2 separate regions of the Homo sapiens genome follow, and region 2 is linked to region 1. The links are chromatin loops, found by intact Hi-C in ENCODE. Cell type or tissue: thyroid gland. All regions are shown on one strand. Links, peaks and the distances in the headings refer to the core of each region. The heading gives the core; the rest is flanking DNA.

Region 1 (10,382 bases), core at 1,619-9,618:
CTGCAAACATTTCCAAGTACTGTAATTAGTACATTCATTATTGAAACAGCACTTTACATTTAATGTGCCAAACATAACTTGGTGAGCAAATTAAACTTACATACGTTTTAAAACCAAATAGACAAAGTATTATATGTCTAATCTCCCCAAAACTTCAAAGCTAATTTTCTAATATTTAAGTTTTTAAAACTCCTTATTCTTCTCTCTCTTGTTCTTCCTGTCTGCTACCAAATAAAAAATGTCTGTCCACATACCATCCAATGCTCTTGTCCTGTGTAGACTGGAACCCAAGCCTCTTAAGACCAAAACTATCTGAAATGAGTTCTGGCTTAGGAAAAGGACCAGCCATTGGGCAATACCAGGACAGCAAGCCAGGCAGCACCCACCTGTAGCCCACCTTGCGGGCATAGTGCAGGCAATTCTCCTTTACATGGGTCTGGAAGTAGGCAGAGCGGCAGAGGACCCCACACTCCGGGCAGCAGTAGGGGGACTTGTGTGCATGAATCCGCTGGTGGGCACAGAAACTGCACTGGTTGGGCAGCAGCATTTGGCATACCTGGCAGGTCTAGGAAAGAACACCAAGAAAGCAGATCATGCAGGGGCCATAGGCCTGTGGCTCTCCAATCAGGGCTGTCTGGTTTGCTAGTACATGGGTCAGAATAACCCCTTCCCCCAACCACTCTCTCTTCCAACTCTCCTGGACACTTCTGACACCCCTAGACCTCATTTCCAGTGCTGATACTGATACCCAAGCAAGCTTTGTCTGACACCCTATTAATCAGAGACAGACCTGACCCTATTCTCTCAAAGACCAGTTCCGCCCCAGGACTGTGTTTCTTTCCTGTGGCTTAGCAGAGGACCAGCTTTTCCTTTGCAGAGGCCTAAAGCACATCTTGAATTCTAAGACCTCACTGCACTGCTAGACCCACCAGGGTCTCTGTCACAGCTCAGTAGAGGCAGTTCTTGCCATCTACCCCCAACATTGGCCTGGTAGAGACCTGCTCAGCACCTCGAGTCAGGTGGATCAGTGACTTCCAAAGTGGATCTGAGACCACCCTGATTGGTACTCAGAAGGCTCTCAATAAAGACTGACTGAGTGGTCTTGTCAGTTTCCATTGCTCTAGCCCTGTTTGCCCACTCTGCAGGTTAGGAGAGTTGCGGGGGTGGGGGTTGGGGGGTGGGATGGGTGGCGGGGGTTCCCTGAGCCACAGCTAAGCAAACATACCCACAGACAAGGGCAGATTAGGTAGCAGCTCCTTTGTTCCCAGCCCCAGGAGAAAACCAGGGGAAGTACAAGTACTACAACCAGACTAATTACGCTCTGATGGGCAGAGCTCTGACAAGCAGCCAGCCCAGAGGGAAAAAGTAAAAGACTTCGCTGGTGCCTGCATGCTGGAGAGGCCCTTCTTAACTTCTTAGTAAAGGGGACACCTGTCCTACTCACAGAGGTGGCCACTGATGTGGGGTCAGAGGAGCTGACTAGAGGGATATAGAAGCCAGCTCGAAGGGGCTTGCCACTGACCAAAGATAGGATAACATGAGCATTAAAAAGAATGACTGAATATGTAAATATACTGAATATATAAAAATCAATGAGCCATGACAACATTTAAACTAATAGAGGAGGTCACCTCAAACCCACTAGGATGGCTACTATTTGAAAGAACAGAAAATAAGTGCTGGTGAGGATATGGAGAAACTGGAACACTTGGGCACTGTTGGTGGGAATATAAAATGGTGCATCTACTGTGGAAAATAGTACAGTGGTATCTCAGAAAATTAAACACAGAAGTACCATATGATCTAGCAATGCCACTTCTGGGTGTGTACCAAAAAGACTTAAAAGCAAGGTCTCAAAGAGATACACTTTTATGCTTATGTTCATAGCAACATTATTCACAATAGCTAAGAAGTGGAAATAACCCAAGTATCCATCAATGGATGAAAGGATAAATAAAATGTGGTATGTACACACAATGGAATATTATTCAGCCTTAAAAAAAGAAGGGACTTTTTTTTTTTTTTTGAGACAGGGTCTCTGATGCCCAGACTAGAGCGCAGTGGCATGATCTTGGCTCACCGCAGCCTCCACCTCCCAGGCTCAAGCAATTCTCCTGCCTCAGCCTCCTGAGTAGCTGGGATTATAGGCACGCACCACTACCACCTGGCTAATTTTTGTTTTTTGGTTTTCTGTTTTGTTTTTTTTGTTTTTTTTTTTTTAAATAGAGACAGGGTTTCACCATGATGGCCAGGCTGGTCTCGAACTCGTGACCTCAAATGATCCACCCACCTTAGCCACCCAAAGTGCTGGGCTTACAGGTGTGAGCCACCATGCCCGGCCAAAAAAGAAGGAGATTCTGACATATGCTACAACATAAATGAATCTTGAGGACATGCTAAATGGAAAAGCCAGTCACAAAAAGATAAATGCTGTGTGATTCCACTTGTATGAGATACCTAGAATAGTCAAACTCCTAGAGACAGAAAACATAAGGGTGGTTGCCAGGGCTTGGGAGGAGGAAGATAAATGGGAATTGTTTTTTGTTTGTTTCTTTTTTAAAACGAGTACAGGGTTTCAGTTTTGCAACATGAAGAGTTCTGGAGACTGGTTTCACAACAGTGTGAATATACTTAACATTAACACTACTGAACTGTACACATCAAAATGATTGTGATGGGAAATTTTACATTACGTGTATTTTACCACAATTTTTAAAAAATAGAAGAGGGACTCTTAGAACACCAATTGAGATTGTCAGGGTATCAACTCACAACTCTGAGAACTGTTAATTAAAAGAAACAAATTATCCCATTTTCCAACGTAAACTATATTTCAGAGTAACCAAATAGCCCTCACGGAAGCAAAAAATATACTTTATACAGAATTCTAGCTAATAAATGAGAAAGAAACAATAGAATTAGAAAAATATCCTTTGAAACTCAATAAAATTAGACTCAAGCAGTGATTACTGATGGATAATTAGGTAAAAGGTGGGGAGCTTTACAATGAAGGGATCAGAATATTATCACCTAAATTCACTCTCATTAATTCAGCATCATTAAAAGTGAAGACAATCAGGCACTTTGTGCCTCCTTAAGTTATGAAACAGGAAGAACGCAGCACCCTCCACCCCCACCCTCCATCAAAACTGACCTGAATCTAATCAAGTTTTTATTGCTTACTTCCAGTCTACAGGAAAAAATATGGGATATGGAGGAAAAAATTCCCTGCATGAGGAAGTAATCAGTAAAACTCAAAGTTCTGGAAAACTTAGGAAGCAATCAGTTAAACCCAGAATTGTTCTGGAAAATGCTCAGAACACATGACCCAATTTCTTCAACAAGTCAATGGCATGAAAAGAGGGTGCCTACTAGGATGGAGTGGGAAGAGGTACTGTTCCAGACTGAGATATTTATGAAACATAAACAAACGTGATGTATAGCCCCATGTTCAGATCCTGACTCAAAATAATCCCAACTGTAAAAAGACATTTTTTGACATAACTGGAAAAATCTGAATATGAACTTGTAGTAGGTAATACTAAGGGACTGTTATTAATTGTGTTGGGTGGAATGACAATATCCATCTGGCTGACATCCTGCCCCAACAGCGTGGCTTGGAAAGCAAGAGGAAGGATGAAAGAACTCCCTGGGTCACTGCAGAGGGAGGCATGCTCCATTCAGGGGCAGACTCCCAGGAAGAAGATGGAAATCCCAAACCGATGCTGTTCCCACAGTCCCTGCTGTGGTGTGGAGCCCAACTATCTGTCCACCCCCTGCCCTGGACACATGGGCTGAAGCTAGATACTGTCCTGTGGAAAACCCAAGCCCAGCAGCCATCAAGCCTAGTTTTTAATCCCATAGCTCAGGGCTCACCCTTTCCCTGAGACTCAGAAGCCACAATGAGTGGCATGAGATTTTGTGAGGGATTTGGAGCTGGCTGAGAGAGGCCTGATAGCCTTCTGTGCACTCCTTCCCTTCCTGTCGGCGGGTGCTCTTCTCCAGCTCCCACTAGGGCAGAATGACACAGAGAGGATGTAAGATGAGAAAGGTGCCATGCCAGCCTGGGATCCTACACCCAGACCTCTGCCTACTCAAATTTTAGAAGATGCACAAGGAGGCGGGTGTGATGGCTCATGCCTGTAATCCCAGCACTTTGGGAGGCCGAGGCAGGTGGATCACTTGAGGTCCGAAGTTCAAGACCGGCCTGGGCAAACATGGCAAAACTCCATCTCTACTAAAAATACAAAAATTAGCCAGGCATGGTGGCGCACACCTGTAGTCGCAGCTACTCAGGAAGCTGAGGCAGGAGAATCACTTGAACCCAGGAGGCAGAGGCTGCAGTGGGCCGAGATCGCACCACTGCACTCCATCCTGGGCAACAAAGCAAGACTCCGTCTCACAAAAAAAAAAAAAAAAAAAAAAAAAGATACGTAAGGACCAGTGTGAAAAAATCCCAGGCCCAGGCATCAGACCTCCACTGCCATGGGGCCTCCTCATGGCCCCTTGACTCAGATAAAGTAAACCTGGCCCAACTCAACCATGCTGGGGCAGCAAGAACACTGAAGCCCCAGGGGAAGAGACCCAGAGTGCCCACACCCCATCTGACGCATCAGAAGAAAAATGCAAACTGAAACAGAGCAGGAGGAGATGAGAGGCCACAGTGGGATCCTATAGCACCTTCTGGCCCCTTTGGGGGGCTGAGTCCTCTGCAGAAGCCCTACAGGCCCGCCAAACTCAACCTCTGACCTCTACCCTAATATTTCCAAGACCAGCCTCATGCATAACAATGTCCTCTTCTTCAAACCCACTCTGCACTCTCATATTCCTTTGCTCCCTATACTCAAAACACCCTTGCCCCTCCTACTCCTCCAAACTCATCCTTGCAAGCCCAACTTAAATTTCACCTCCACACAGCATCTTCCTTACGCATGGAGTCATCGTGAATTAGTCCCTCTGGGGCACTCTGCGCAACTAAGTTTATAACCTTGGTTTAGCCCCACTCTCAGTTGGCCATATACTGTAGCTGTTTGGGTGGTGACCACTGCCCTTGCTAGGCCACTGTAAGCTCCTGAAGGTTAGACTCCCTTCTGCCGGCATCCCCTGGTTGGCATAGACCCCCAGCCCATGCACAGTGGGCACTCAGGGAACACATGCAAAGCTCAACAGCTACCAACACATGCACAGAACCCTGGCTGAACTGAAGCAAAAAGAGCTGTTTTACTTTCCTCCCAGGCCTCTGTAGCACCAGCTTAGGGAAGCACCATGAGGGGTGGGTCTGGCTATGTCATGAAGAGAACCACCTTCTGGAGGCCTCTTTCTTCAGAGAAACCACTAACACATAACATAGACACAGAAGGTGCCAAAGGGTATTCTCAGCGCAGAAGGCTTTTTTTTTTTTTTTAAATGAATCTCATCAAGCATAACCAAGAATCAAAACAAGCAGACAAGCACAGTTGCTTTCCTGGAGTGGTGAGAACGCAGTTGAAAGAAGGAGGCTCCATAAACCTCTGCCACAGGCCCCACATGTCTGTCCACTCTCCTTCCTCCTATCCCAGCCCTGCCATTGGCCCTACTGCAGTTTCCACAAAAGGACTCTGCAAGAACAGCTGTGTCACTGCAGGGCAGAACAACAACTTATTAAAGACACAGTTCTTTGGCTGGGGACAGTGGCTCACGCCTGTAATCCCAGCACTCTGGGAGGCTGAGGTGGGCAGATCACTTGAAGCCAGGAGTTCAAGAACAGCCTGGGCAACATGGTGAAACCCTGTCTCTACTAAAAATACAAAAATTAGCTAGGCGTGGTGGCACATGCCTGGAGTCCTAGCTACTTGGGAGGCTGAGGCATAAGAATCACTTGAACCCCAGAGGCAGAGGTTGTAGTGAACTGAGATCCCACCAGTGCACTCCAGCCTGGGTGACAGAGTGAGACTCCGTCTCAAGAAAAAAAAAAAAAAGACAAAGTTCTTAGAACAGACTGAGGTGCAGGGGCAGTGACTCAGCTATCTCTGTCCCCAAGTTCCTTGGTCACATGCTAAGACTGTGCTGACACCTGCCAGAGACCAGAGGGAGATCATCCAGTAAAGACCTATCTCGGGCCTGACACTGGGCCTTGACAGACCCTTTGAGGGGAAGTTGAGTGGAACACGGGACACGTCCGTAAATACACTTGCTAAATTAGGGTCTCACCTCAGTATGGGCAGGACACCTTTTCCAACAAACACCAAACACTAAATATTCAGGCAGACATCCTCTTCTAAGACTCATAAGATTCCACCACTGCCCCCATATCAATGAGCTTTCCTCTCCATGCCCAGTCATGGAACCTGTGTGAGCCAGGGGCCCGATACCCGTAACAGTGAGGGTCTGCTTACCAGCCCCTCTGTCTCCTCTGTTGTCCTCTGGAAATGTGCAGCCAGGACCATGTAGTCCCGCATCTGCTTGTGACATTCAAGACACTTGATTGAGTACCGGATGAGCCTCACAGGGTCTGGGTAGAGTGGCAAGGCTGGAGGAGGGGGACTGGCACTGCCCGAAGTGAGGCCATGTTTGGGAGAGGATGAAGGGGCTGGGGCTGCTGGTGCCGTGGAGTTCACAGGGGCCGACACGAACATTTGGTCCGCAGAGATAGGCTTCACCAGCAGCTGGGAACACTGCATGACGAGCCCCTTGCTCTTGTGGTCACGGGCGTGCCGGAGCAGGCTGCACTTGTTGAAGAAGAGCAGCGTCTTGGAGCACAGTGTGCACAGTACCTCAATGTGGACGCTCCGCCGGCCATAGTGCTGGCTCAGGCTCTTCTCTAAGGCAAATGCGTCTCCACACTCCAGGCAGCAGTACCCACTGGCCGGCACGTGGATCCTGCTGTCCGCAGGCGGGCTGAGATTTGGCGCATAGAGGGGCACGGGGTTGGAGCTGTGAAGGACCTTGTTGAAGACCTCTACAATCAGTGGGGCAGCCTTTTTCACCTGGTGGACCAGGGGCACCGACATTTGTGTAAGCTGTGGCTGGCTCCGTCTTTGCACTGAAGACTTGGCTGTCACTGATGCAGCAACACTGTGGGGGACGAGGTTCAGGTTGGCCAAGTGCACGGCTTTGGGCAGGAGGTTGGCAGGGGCCAGGGTGGATGCCTGCAGTGCTGTGCTCTGTTGCTTCTTGCCTGTCTGTGAGCCTGGGGCAGCCCCCTTTGGGACCCGGGGCCCAGAACTGCAGCTGGGAGATGACGAGTCACTGGCCTTTGTCATGCTCTCGTCCCCTTTCCTGGCCCCCTGGGGGCTCCCTGAATTTGTGCCTGCCTCAGGAAAGTGCTCTTCCACAGGCACCTCATCCCCTGGCATCTCGCTGGGGGCCTCTGCAATGGCGCTCCCTAGAGGTGACCCAACAGGGGACTTACTTGGATCATCAGGATCTGGCAGGATCCTTGTGACAGTCCGTTTGATTTCCCCTGATGATGTCTTAATGGTTTTGATTCTCACTTTGGGAATTGCTGGTGGGGAGCTGGCAGCCACAGACGGTGAGCCTTTGCTGCTGCTGTCACTGCAGATGCTACGAGGGCTGTCCGATGGCTTGATACTTTTTCTAGTGGCCTCCAGAGGGCTCCGGGGACTCTTTGGTGACTTGGGCATTTTGGGGCTACCTTTAGAACTCTCTTTAGTGGGCCCTGAGAGATCCTTTGTGTGGCCAGGCTGATCCTCCTTAGTGACACTAGCCACTCTTTTGGCCTGCAAGGCCACCAAGGCTGCCACACAAGAGGACAGCTTGGAATGAGCTGGCTTTAGACGCTGCCTAGGGGGGACTGATGAGCAGGTACCAAGCTCCCGGGCAAGCCCCTTGGACTCTCCAATACTGTTGCTAGGATGGCTGTTGAACTCCAAAGCTTCCCCGAAGAATCGAGTGGCATCCGGATCCTTGTGAGGTTCCACTGTGTTCTGCCCACTTTGCTCGTGTTCCTGCTGGCTCCCCAAGGGCAGGGGTTCTGGCTTGGGTTCTTTCTTACAAAAATGATCAAACATATGCAGCTCTGGAACCGGAAACTTAGCCAGAGCCTCCAGGACTGGGCCTCCCACAGCCCCGCACCCAAGAGGGGGTGGGAAATAACTGTCAGAGTGTTTGGGCTTTATCCCAAATCCGTTATCTTTGATGGGATCCTCAGGTTCTGGGCTGGAGATTGGACTGAACTGGTTGAAGGTGGGTAATGGCTCTGACTTGGGAGGCTCCAGTTTGCCAGGGAAACTCCTGGCACTGTCTCCATTCATAAAAGTAGAATCAAATTTCCCACAGTTGTGGGGATCTGGAGGCAGATCTGAGCCCCGGAATCCATTGTGTAGGAGACTGGGAGTAATGTGGTCTTTCTCCGCTTCAAATGACTCCTGGCGGCTGGTGTTCTTGACAATGACACTCACGGCCGGCACATCGGGGGCTGATCCTGAGTGAGACAAGGACACACTTTCATCCATACATATGCCTGGAGGTTTGAGGGGACTCTCATTCTCCTCACTGGGTGTCTGGATGGCCTCCTTGGCATCAAGGCTGGTGGGGTCTGGGATGTCAAAGGCAGCCAGAAGGTCATCAAAATCTGGGGTTTTCATATCCCCCATGGCTGGATGCTGGCAAGGGCTGTAACAGAAACAGAAAACAGAATCAGTGACCACCAGGGTCCCACTGGACCATCTTCACTACACACCCATCAAACTAATGCACACACAGCCAGCACACCCATGCAGAACCCCACATACTATGACAGGAAGCCACACACCTCAGTTTTACCCCAACAGGTTTCTAAAATGCTGGAGAGGTGGGGGCAGAGATGGAAAGAGTAGTGAAATGTAGCAACAAGCCTGCCTGGATGATCTTAAACCTCAGTACCTGGAAATTGGTGGCTGGTTATTACAAAGCCACAGAGAGTATACTCCTACCATACTCCCTCAGCTTCTCAGGGAATATCATCCCTCCACGATCATGTGCACTAGCAAAAAGCCACTTAGCACTTCCAGCCTTTAGAAAACTACTGATTAATACATGAAACCTGGCTATAACTTCTGCTAATTTACTCTTAGTAATTACTCACTAACTTTATATAACTTTGGGGTTTCTTTCTGCATAAATTCAATCAAATCCAAAATGATTTGCTATTTGTGTTGTCTCATGAATAAACTCTAGAAAATTATATCATCCCTAGGTATTTTTTCTCTGTTCAGCAGACACACTTGATTCCTTTTCACCCTAAAACTGTTATCAGTTGGTGAATGCTCCTCCATTAAACCTGAGGAACAGGGTGACTTGCAAAGTACCAACAGTTATCAAATTGGCCAAGTGACAGTTTGGGGGAAGCCTAAATTCTATTTTGACTAATATACAAAGAATAGGATAATAATTCTATTTTAAATTAATATACTTGTCTCCTTCATGATCTGGGAAAGCAGAGCTACAGAACTACTGCAACAGAGGAAACACAAGGCCCTAGAGAGACCTTCCATTAGGAAATTCTTATAAAACTCACACTTCAGATGAAACATGAAACTGGCTGGCTCAAACCTGCTGGAGGGAGAAGAAAAACCTCACCATCTCCCTTTAAGTCCTGCATCTGCTTCAGCATTCCAGGGCCTTTACTGGCTTAAGTGTTTCTTACGTCACATTTATGTTGAAAACCTTTCTGGATGCAGATTGGCACAATTCTTTCAGAAAGCAGTATGGTAGCTTCATAGAACCAGAAAAGTGGCAAACTTTAGGTCCAGGAACCCCACTTCCAGAAATTTATCCTAAGAACAAAAATTCTCAAAAACTACATGCAAAAGTATATGTTACAGCATTATTTAAAAAGCACAAAAGGGAGACATACACACAAAAATAATTTAAATGTCTAAGACCAAAAAAAAAAAAAAATACTTGATAGACTATAACGCAGTCATTAAAAATTCTCATTAAGGGCCCGTCGCAGTGGCTCTTGCCTATAATCCCAGCACTTTGGAAGGCCAAGGTGAGTGGATAGCTTGAGGTCAGGAGTTCAAGACCAGCCTGGCCAACATGATGAAACCCCATCTCTACTAAAAATACAAAAATCAGCCAGGCGTGGTGGTGGGCGCCTTAATCCCAGCTACTCCGGAGGCTGAGGCAGGAGAATCACTTGATCCCAGGAGGTGGAGGTTGCCATGAGTAGAGATCGCACCACTGCCCCCAGCCTGGGCGACAGAGTGAGCAACTCCATCTCAAAATAAATAAATAAATAAATAAATAATAAAAATTCTCATTATGAAATCTATATAGCAACAAGGAAAATTATTTATAATGTCAAGTTTAAAAAGACTAATACAAAAATGTTGTCAGACTATAACAATGTAAAACTACGCGTGCATTTGAGCCAAGATTTTTTAAAAAATGAAAATGAT
Region 2 (10,382 bases), core at 681-8,680, 60 kb before region 1:
CTATGTAAGCTTTTTTACTACAAGGGATATTAGGAGGTTTAATTTGCCATGCTGTCTTTTTCCCTCTTCCCTCATAAATTCTCAGATATTAAGGACTCAGTGTATGGCCAGATATGGTTGCTCATGTCTAGAATCCCAGTGCTTTGGGAAGCCATTGTAGGAGAATTGCTTGAGGCCCAAAGTTCAAAACCAGCCTGGCAACACAGCAAGACCCTGTCTCTACAAAAAAAAAACAAAATATTTAGCCAGGTGTGGTGGCATATGCCTGTAGTCCTAGCTACTCTGGAGGCTGAGGTGGGAGAATTGCTTGAGCCCAGGAGTTCGAGGCTGCAGTAAGCTATGATTATGACACTTGCACTCCAGCCTGGGCAATAGAGTAAGACCCTGTCTCTTAAAATAAAAACATAAAAATAAAAATAAAAAGTTTTATTCACCTTTGCATTCTTCACAGTACCAAACACATAAGGGGTTCACAGGAATGAACAACTGAATGAAAAATAGTATGGTTTATAACCCTCTAAGGGGGCATGGCCCTGGAATGCTGGTTTGGAAGAGCAAGGGACAAAACCAGGACCTTAACAGGGATGGGGCAGGGCAGTCATTTTTGCATAAGTTTTGGTAGTTTATAATTTTTAAATAACTGCTCTATTTCATCTAAGTTGTTAAATTTATGTGCAGTTTTTCATAGTAGTCTTTTTTTTTTTTCACCCTGTCAATCCTTACAGGGTCTGTAGTGATATCCCCTCTTTCATTCTTAATACTTGTATTTTGTGTCTTCTTTTTTTTTTTTTTCTAAGTCTTGCCAGAAGTTTATTGATATTATTGATCTTTTCAAATAACTAGCTTTGGGTTTATTTTCTCCATAATTTTCCTGTTTTTGGTTTCATTATTTTCTGTTCTTTTCTATCTGTTTGCTTTGGATTTATTTTTCTCTTCTTTTTCTAGTTTTCTAAGGTGGGAACTTAGGTTATTGATATTTCAGATCCTTTTTCTTTTCTAATATAAACATTTTAATGCTATACATTTTCTTCAAGGCACTGATTTAGCAGCATCCAACATTTTGGTATGTTGTATTTTCACTTTCATTCAATTTAAAATGTTTTCTAATTGGCCTTAGGACTTCTTCCTTGGCCCATAAAAGTATGTTCTTTAATTTAAAAGTGTTTAGAAATTTTTCTATTATCTTTCTGTCATTGATTTCTAGTTTAATTTCATTTTGGTCAGAGTACATACTTTGTATTATTTCAATTACTTCACATTTGTTAAGATTTATATTATGGTCCAGGATATAATCTATTTTGGTGAATATTTTATATGCACTTGAAAAGAATGAGTATTCTGTTGTTACACAGAGTATTCTATATATGTCTATTAGATAGTTGGTTGCTGGTGCTGTTCAGTTCTTTTATATCCTTACTGATTTTCTGTCTACTAGTTCTATTGATTACTGAGAGAGAGGAGTGTTAAAGTCTCCAACTATAATTATTGTTTTCTGTATATTTCTACTTTCAGTTCTGTCAGGTTTTGCTTCATGTATTTTGAAGGTATGTTGTTAGGTGCATACACATTTTTTATTGTTATGTCTTCTTGAATTGACCCTTTTATCACTAGATAGTTCACTATTTTTCTCTTAGTAATTTTTTTTTTTTGAGACAGAGTTTTACTCTTGTTGCCCAGGCTGGAGTGCAATGGCGTGATCTCGACTCAACGCAACCTCCACCTCCCGGGTTCAAGTGATTCTCCTGCTTCAGCCTCCCAAGTAGCTGGGATTACAGGCATGCACCACCATGCCTGGCTAATTTTTGTATTTTTAGTAGAGATGGGTTTTCTCCATGTTGGTCAGGCTGGTCTCGAACTCCCGACCTCAGGTGATCTGCCTGCCTTGTCCTCCCAAAGTGCTGGGATTACAGGTGTGAGCCACTGCACCCAGCCAGTAATTTTCTTTCCTCAGAAATCTACTCTGTCTGATATTAATATTGCCATTCCAGCTTTCATCTGATTAGTGTTTGCATGGTATATATTTTTCTATTATTTTACTTGTAACTGACCTATATCACTATATTTGAAATGGATTTCTTATTGACAGCATCAAGTTGGGAAAGTTTTTCTGGTCCTGTCTCACAATCTGTCATTTAATTGATATGCTCAGACCATTTATAGTTAATATAATTATTTATAGGTTTAGATTTTACTCAATAATTTTACTATTTGTTTTCTATTTGTTTCCTGTTTTTCCTTCCTGTGTTTCCCTATTCTTGCCTCCTTTTAGATTAGAACATCTTTTAGTATTCCACTTTAACTTACGTAGTGTGATTTTTACTATATCTCTTTGTATAGTATTTCTGTTGTTGCTCTAGGGCTTACAATATACATACTTAACTCTCCACAGTCTACTTAGAGTCAATATTTTACCACTTCAAGTGCCATACAGTAATCTCACCATCATATAGGTCTCTTTACCCTATGCCCCTTTATGTTGTATTTGTCTTATATATTATATTTGCATACATTAAAAAAACTCCAGCAATGTAATTTTTTTTTTTTACTTTTTACCTTCAAACATATTTTAAAGAAATCAAGATGAAATAATCTATTATATTTACCAGGATATTTACCATTTCCATTGCCCTTCTTTCATTCTTGATGTTTCAAGTTTCCTTCTGGTATTATTTCCTTTCTCTATGAAAAATTTACTTTAGCAATTCTTTTTCTTTTTATTTTTTTTTTTTTGAGATCAAGTCTGGCTTTGTCACCCAGGCTGGAGTACAGTGGTGCAATCTCAGTTCACCACAACCTCTGCCTCCTAGGTTCAAGTGATTCTCTTGCCTCAGCCTCCCCAGTAGCTGGGATTACAGGTGCCCCCCACCACCCCTGGCTAATTTTTTTTGTATTTTTAGTAGAGACAAGGTTTCACCATGTTGGTCAGGCTGGTCTCGAACTCATGACCTCAGGTGATCCACCTGCCTCAGCCTCCCACAGTGCTGGGATTACAGGCGTGAGCCACAGCTCCCAGCCTAGCAATTCTTCTAGAACAGGTCTGCTGACAATGTAGTGTCTTGTTTTTTCCATTATCTGAGAATGTCTTTATTTCACTTTCAATACTTAAAGATATTTTTGCTAAATGTAGAATTATAGGTTGAAAGTTCTTTTTTTTAGCATTAAAAAAAAATGTTGTTCCACTTCCTTTTGGCCTCCATTGTTTCTGATGAGAAATCTATAGTCATTCAAATCATTGCTTCCCTATAAATAATGTATTATGTTTCTCTGGCTACTTCCAAGAGTTTTTCATTGTCTTTACTTTCCAACAGTTTGGCTATGAGGTTTCTGGATGTGGAATTCTATGGGCTTTTCCTGTTTAGGGTTTGCTGAACTTCTTGACTTTTGCCAAATTTTGAAAGTTTTCAGCCATTATTCCTTCAGATATTTTTTTCTGCATCACTGTCTTTCTCTTTCTCCTTCTGATTATCCAGTGACACAAATGTTAGACTTTTTGATACAGCACTCCAAGTCTCTGAGGCTCTGTTCATTGATTTTTCTGATTCCTCTCTCTCTCTCTCTCTCTCTCTCTCTCTCTCTCTCTCTCCCCGTTTCTCCCTCCCTTCCTCTCTCTCTGTGCGTGTATGGGCGTATGTGTTCAGATTGAATAATTTCTATTGCTTTAACTTCAAGTTCACTGTCTTCTCCCTGTCACCTATCACTCTGTTGTTGGGCTCAACCAGTAAGTCTTTTTATTCAGTTATTGTAAATTTCAATTCTAAAATTGATATTTGGGGCTGAGGTGAGTGGATCACCTGAGGTCAGGAGTTCAAGACCAGGCTGGCCAACACAGTGAAACCCCTGTACTAAAAATACAAAATTAGCCAAGTGTAGCGGCACACGTCTGTAATCCCAGCTACTCCCTCAGGAGGCTGAGGCAGGAGAATCTCTTGAACCCAGGAGGTGAAGGTTGCAGTGAACCGAGATCATGCCACTGCAGCGTGCCAGGCAATCCAGCCTGGGCAACAAGTGCAAAACTCTGTCTCAAAAAAATAAAAAATAAAAAATGAATAAAATTGATATTTGGTTCTTCATATCTTTTACCTCTTTTTGTTTGTTTGTTTGTTTGTTTTGAGACAGGGTCTCCCTTTGTCCAGGCTGGAGTTCAGTGGCGTGATCTCAGCTCACTGCACCCTCAACATCCTGGGTTCAAGTGTTCTTCCCACCTCAGCCCTGCAAATAGCTCAGACTACAGACACACACCACTATGCCCAGCTAACTTTTTTGTATTTTTTGTAAAGACAGGGTTTTGCCATGTTCCCCAGCCTAGTCTTTTACCTCTTTGCTGAGACTTTCTATCTTTCCATTTGTTTCCAGAGTATTCACCCTTACTTGCCACATTTTTATAGTAAAGTCAGATGATTTTAAAGTCAGATGATTCTAACATCTGTGTCACTGTGGCATTGGCACTCTTTGATTGTCTTTCCATGCAAGTGGAGATTTTCATGATTTTTCATATGCCATGTAACTTTTATTGTATTTGGACATTTTAAATATTACAAGACTCTGATTCTTGTTTAAATCTTATGGAGAGTATTAACATCTTTGTCTTGGAAGGCAATCTACCTAGTTGTGTTCAGGCTACAAATTCCATTCAGGCCTCTGAGGTTATAGTTTCAATCTCGGTTCCATTTTCCAAGCATTTCCAATGCTGTTTGGGGTTTTTTTATTGTTGTTGTTTTATTTTTGAGACGAAGCTTTACTCTGTCACCCAGGCTGGAGTGCAATGGCATGATCTCAGCTCACTGCAACCTCTGCCTCCCAGGTTCCCGGGTTCAAGCAATTCTCCCACCTCAGCCTCCCGAGTAGGTGGGACTACAGGCATGTGCCACTATGCCTGGCTAATTTTTTCTATTTTTAGTAGAGAAAGTGTTTCACTATTTTGGCCACGCTGGTCTCGAACTCCTGACCTCAAGTGATCTGCCTGCTTCGGCTTCCCAAAGTGCTGGGATTACAGGCATGAGCCACCACACCCGGCCTGCAGTGCTATTTGGATCTGCCCTGTGTGTGTGCCACCCAGTGGCCAGTGTGGGACTTACATGATGGTTCATTAGTGTTTTTATTCTCGAAGTTTTTTATTCTCCCAAGTATTTCATTCTCAAAGTTTTTTATATGCTCTTCAGAATCAGATCCATGCAGGAACAATCTGGGGATGAGCCCAGAAATTTATAAAGAGTTTATAAACCCAGAGGTCATTAATGATTCTCAGAGGTCATTTTCCCAAGCTTTTCCCTTTCCACGGTTTCCCCCATAGGGCCCCCTTTTTCAGTCTTCTGGCCAAATAGCTGGAGCTTCCTTTACCCCTCTCTGCCACATTGTTTCACACATGAGCCTGTGATCTGGACCAAGGAAGAGACCCAGGAGAAAAAAAAAGGAACAGGGACTTGTCCCACTCTTAGGATCACAGCTCCTCTGAATAGAGGGGAAGATTCTCTTCTCTCAAAGTTTTAGGCACCTGTGGCCTCTGTTGCTACCACTGTCACTGCCAAGAAATCTCTTTTCCATTCCTGAAGGCTGATCTAGAGGGCTTCTGGAACTCTCTCTGCCCAAGTTAATGTTTACATCTGGGTTTCAAACAGCATTAAGACCAGGCCAGGAAATGCCAGAAGGGAAAAAAAAAAAAAGTAAACACCGTAGGTTCAGTGGTACTTTGAGTTCTGGTCTTCATCCCCAATCTGTCTGCGACTATTTGCTTTTCAAAGTTGTCAAGTAGGTGTATTATACATTTTGCCTAAATTTTAGGCTGCATTCAGTGGGAGATACAGAATCAAGTGTATTTACTCCATCTTATCCAGAAATAAAACTGCCATAACCAGAATAAATAATATTAGTTATTGTATTTTTCAGCTCTGGAATTCTAGTTGGTTCATTTTCAAGTCTTTTCCACCTTTTTTTTTTTGAGACGGAGTCTCGCTCTGTTGCCCAGGCTGGAGCGCGGTGGCGTGATCCTAGCTCACTGCAACCTCCACCTCTCGGGTTCAAGCGATTCTCCTGCCTCAGCCTACTGAGTAGCTGGGATTACAGATGTGCATCACCACACCCAGCTAAGTTTTGTATTTTTAGTAGAGATGGGGTTTCACCATGTTGGCCAGGCTAGTCTCGAACTCCTGACCTCAGGTGATCCATCTGCCTCAGCCTCCCAAAGTGCTGGGATTACAGGCGTGAACCACTGCGCTCGGCCTTTTCCACTTTTTATAGTTTCTAGGTATTTGGTGAAATTTGCAATCTTGTCTTCTTATCTCCTTCGATATATGAAGGAGGTAAACTAATTTTAATTTTATAATTCATGTCTAATAATTCCAAAAGTTGGAAACCTGTGGGCCAATTTCTTTCTTTTCTTTTGTTTTTTGAGACAGAATCTCACTCTGTCACCGAGGCTGGAGTGCAGTAGCACAATCTCAGTTCACTGCAACCTCTGCTTCCCAGGTTTAAGTGATTCTCGTGCCTCAGCCTCCCAAGTAGTTGAAATTACAGGCATGCACCACCACACCTGGCTAATTTTTGTTTTTTGTTTTTTTGGGTTTTTTTGAGATGGAGCCTCACTCTGTCACCCAGGCTGGAGTGCAGTGGTGCAATCTCAGCTCACCACAACCTCCGCCTCCCAGGTTCAAGCAATTATCTGCCTCAGCCTCCCGAATAGCTGGGATTACAGGCATCCGCCACCACGCCCAGGTAATTTTTGTATTGTTAGTAGAGACAGGGTTTCACCATCTTGGCCACGCTGGTCTTGAACTCCTGAGCTTGTTATCCACCCACCTTAGCTTCCCAAAGTGCTGGGATTACAGGCATGAGCCACCATGCCTGGCCTAATTCTTATATTTTTAGTAGAGACAGGGTTTCACCACATTGGCCAGGCTGGTCTTGAACTCCTGGCTTCAAGTGATCTGCCCACCTCAGCCTCCTAAAGTACTGCGATTACAAGCGTGAGCCACTGTGCCCGGCAACCTGTGGGCCAATTTCTATCTTCTGTGGACTTATCTTCATTTCATGCTGAATATTATATTTGAAATACTTTTTAAAAATAATTTCAGGCTTAAGATGATGCTGTCATCCTCCAGATATGATTTTTGTTTGCTTCTGCCAGGTGCCTGAGGGCACTAGGTATCTTGAACCACCTAATTCTAATTTCAGGGATTGAGATATTTCTTAGTTATCCATGTAACTTGGAGCTCGTCAGTAACTCAATACCGTGAGACTAATTTACTTGATTCCCCTTTCTCCTAGGGTACAAACCTTCAGAGTCCCAACCCAAAACCCAGGGGGCTTACAAGGGCTCCCACTCTTGAGACCATGGGCTCTAATTTTTGTCTCCTTAGTCTCATGAGACTATCTAAACTATTGCTCACTGCAACCTCCACCTCCCAGGTTCTAGCAATTCTCCTGCCTCAGCCACCCAAGTGGTCAGAATTACAGGCACGTGCCACCACACCCGGCTAATTTTTTGTATTTTTAGTAAAGATGGGGTTTCACCATGTTGGCCAAGCTGGTCTCAAACTCCTAACCTCAAGTGAGCCACCTGCTTCGGCCTTCCAAAGTGCTGGGATTACAGGCATGAGCCACTGTACCCAGCCTAACCATGAGGTTTTTGTTGGAGCAGTGGAACCAACACAGACAACTTCTCAGGTACCACACTGCCTGAGCCCCTCCTCCTACCTTTGGGAGGCAAGGAAGAGGGGGCTGGTACTTCCTCCTCTGGCCCTACCAGGAGGATGCCACCATCTGGTATTGGGTTCCTCACCATTTAGGCAGAGAAGCCAGATTTGCACACTCACTTGGCCACCAGCCTGGTCCCTTCCTAAATGAGCTATGAGGGCCTATGAGAGCCATCTCTTCCAAAAGTCCCTGCTGTCCAGCCTGTGGGCTGTCAGGCATGTGCAGCAGCCCCACAAAGCCTTCCCCGGGCCACTGTGAACTTACCATTCCAGTGGCCAAAACTACAGGAGACCAGGCATGAGGGGGACAAGAGTCAGGAACAGGTTCCAGAAAGTCTGGTTTTAGGTCCTTGAGGTTTGTTCCACTCCAAAGCCCTCTGAACTACTGTTCCTACAGTCTAACCTTAGCACCCATGAAATAAAACCATTTCCCATGGTCACCCTTAAAACTAGTCTTTCCCTCCTTCCCACCATGAAAGTTCTCTCCATGGGAAAGCCCCTCCTGTTCTCCACAAAGCATCCTTTCCCCTTTGCCCTCTGCCAGGTGCTGTATCAGCTTGTCCCTCATGTGCTTCCCTTCACTGCTCCGAGAAACCACCTGTCCTCTGTCCCTACCCCTGGGAAACACTGCTTTCCTCCTGTTCCCCCATGAAGCCATTCCCGATCTATAACTGCTTCCTCTATCCTAAGAAACAGTCTCATCTTAGTTCTCACCAAAACCAGAGGATGTCTCCACTTAAGGTTATCAGATTTAGCAAAAAGAAATACTGGGCTGGGCACGGCGGCTCACGCCTGTAATCCCAACATTTTGGGAGGCTGAGGTGGACAGATCACTTGAGGTCAAGAGTTCAAGATCAGCCTGGTCAACACAGCAAAACCCTGTCTCTACTAAAAATACAAAAATTAGCTGAGCATGGTGCCTCACACCTGTAATTCCAACTACTTTGGAGGCTGAGACACAAGAACTGCTTGAACCCGGGAGCCGGAGGCTGCAGTGAGCTGAGATCGCACCACTGTACTGCACTCCAGCCTGGGCAACTCCATCTCAAAAAACAAACAAACAAATAAACAAACCAAAGAAAGAAAGAAATACCGACACCCAGTTAAATTGGGACTTCAAATAAATAACCAGTATTTGTCTCAGTGTAAATATGTTCTATCTATTTTATCCACCCCAGCCCCACTCTTGAAATACTTTTCCTTCTGCCACTCATAAGAAACACTGTCTTCTTTCTGTCCCACTATAAAACACTCTGTCTCCCAAAACCACTGTGAAATAATGCCCCCCAAGCCCCTGAAACATAAAGAAATAACCAAAAGGGACGAATTGTTTCCTTCCTGCCCTCTCAATCCCACCCCTCAAGCTCCTTAACGCTGCCACCCATCTGCCTCTTTGGGGAGTGGACACTCCACTACCCCTGTCTCCACACAAAACATAATCTTTTCTCTGTCAGCTACCTGTTCCCTAGAAGATGATGGCACTCCTGTTACCAAGTAAAAACACTTTGCCTCTGTTTCCCACCATAGTCATATCTGATCCCAACTGCCACTTACTTAGTTCTTAGAGGGCACCAGATTCTTACAACAGCCCTACGAAGTAGGTATTGTTATGATTATTCTTCCAGTTTTACAACTTGCTCTAGATCACGCCATGTTAAGGCAGTCAGATTTGCATATAGGTATGCCTGACTCCAGAACCTTAGATAAACCCAGATTTAACCAGCATTTCCTGGACATTCAGCTTTGTTAAAAATCGAATGAGTAGCCAAGTTGCCACCTGCTGTACACTACAGCGCACACCTGCTCCTCCGTCTCCCCCATGAAACACTGTTGCCTCAGCAAAGCCCACAGAAAGCTCTCCACTGGCCCCCTTTCCCACCCCAGAGAACATTATCTTCTTCCATCTCCCTCCGGGGCACAGTCCCCTTGGCTGTGAACTCCTACACTCCCAGAAGAGGGTCACAGTCAGGCTGTGCTGCCCACATGCCTGGCATCTGGAAACTGGCTGGGGCAAAGGGCATGCCTGTGGTCCCTGTAGCTGGCACTCCAGTCCCTCCCCACCCCTTTCTATAAATAGCCCACTGCTCACTGGCTGCCCAGCAGTTGCAGCAAGAGTTTCCATGAGGTCAGCTTCCCAGAGCGGCCTCCAGGCACCCAACACCCACACTTACCTCTCCTGGAGTCCTGTGGCCTGCTTGCCCCTGCAACGTGCTGTCCCGGGTGCCATGTCTCCGCCGGGCAGGGGGCGTCGGCACCTGCACAGAGGCCTGAGGTGGGGCCTTTCCTAAGCTCTGGGCCCCGCATTCTGGAGCTTGACTCAGAGAAGAAATGGGCTTGCTGTCAGTGGTGGCCTCTCCTTTGGGCTTTGGAGGGGCAAATCTCTTTCTGTTGAAAGGCCTAGTCGGCTGGGGGGTCAAGGAGTGTGTGGGCTGGCCAGGAGCGCCAGGCACCCCCTCGCTTCTAGCCCTGAGGGGTGCCTTCCCCTTGGGACTCTCCCCAGGCGCCCGGACACTCAGGGTCTGGGGTCCCTCTTCCCCAAGAGGCCTGACTGCCTGGGTGTTCTCCAGGTACATGTCCTTCAAGGAGAAATACACTTCCTGGCCTGGGCCTGGGCCAGGGGCCTTCTGGGCCTTGTCTGGAGTGCCCACAGCAGAGGCTGGCTTCCTGGTACTATCTGTGCCAGAGGACCCAGGC

The links. Hi-C counts contacts between places; a loop is a spot of excess contacts. Peaks named below come from ENCODE experiments on the same cell type or tissue, not always from the same donor. Only the 100,000 strongest peaks of a DNase experiment are listed, where the experiment ranks them.
Region 2: it touches region 1 in a loop (4-fold over the local background); 2 of 110 quality-filtered maps call a loop at or near these places.

Annotation. Positions count from the first base shown.
Region 1 is chr15:84,780,888-84,791,269 of GRCh38, reverse strand. It overlaps ZNF592 (zinc finger protein 592), which reads right to left. Exons shown (of 11, transcript NM_014630.3): 4 at 6,375-8,613; 5 at 387-565. The coding sequence starts at 8,594. Among named protein-coding and RNA genes, the nearest start is that of ALPK3, 31 kb to the left of the region's middle. RefSeq lists enhancers at 2,924-3,093, 7,595-8,182, 8,183-8,770. In thyroid gland, for the core only: no CTCF peak of the experiment used is centred there; a DNase peak (open chromatin) is centred at 5,569; H3K27ac peaks cover 2,186 bases.
Region 2 is chr15:84,840,410-84,850,791 of GRCh38, reverse strand. ALPK3 (alpha kinase 3) reads right to left here. Exons shown (of 14, transcript NM_020778.5): 5 at 9,860-10,382. Among named protein-coding and RNA genes, the nearest start is that of ALPK3, 28 kb to the right of the region's middle. RefSeq lists an enhancer at 9,536-10,029. In thyroid gland, for the core only: a CTCF peak has its summit at 5,063 (motif pointing left); a DNase peak (open chromatin) is centred at 5,031.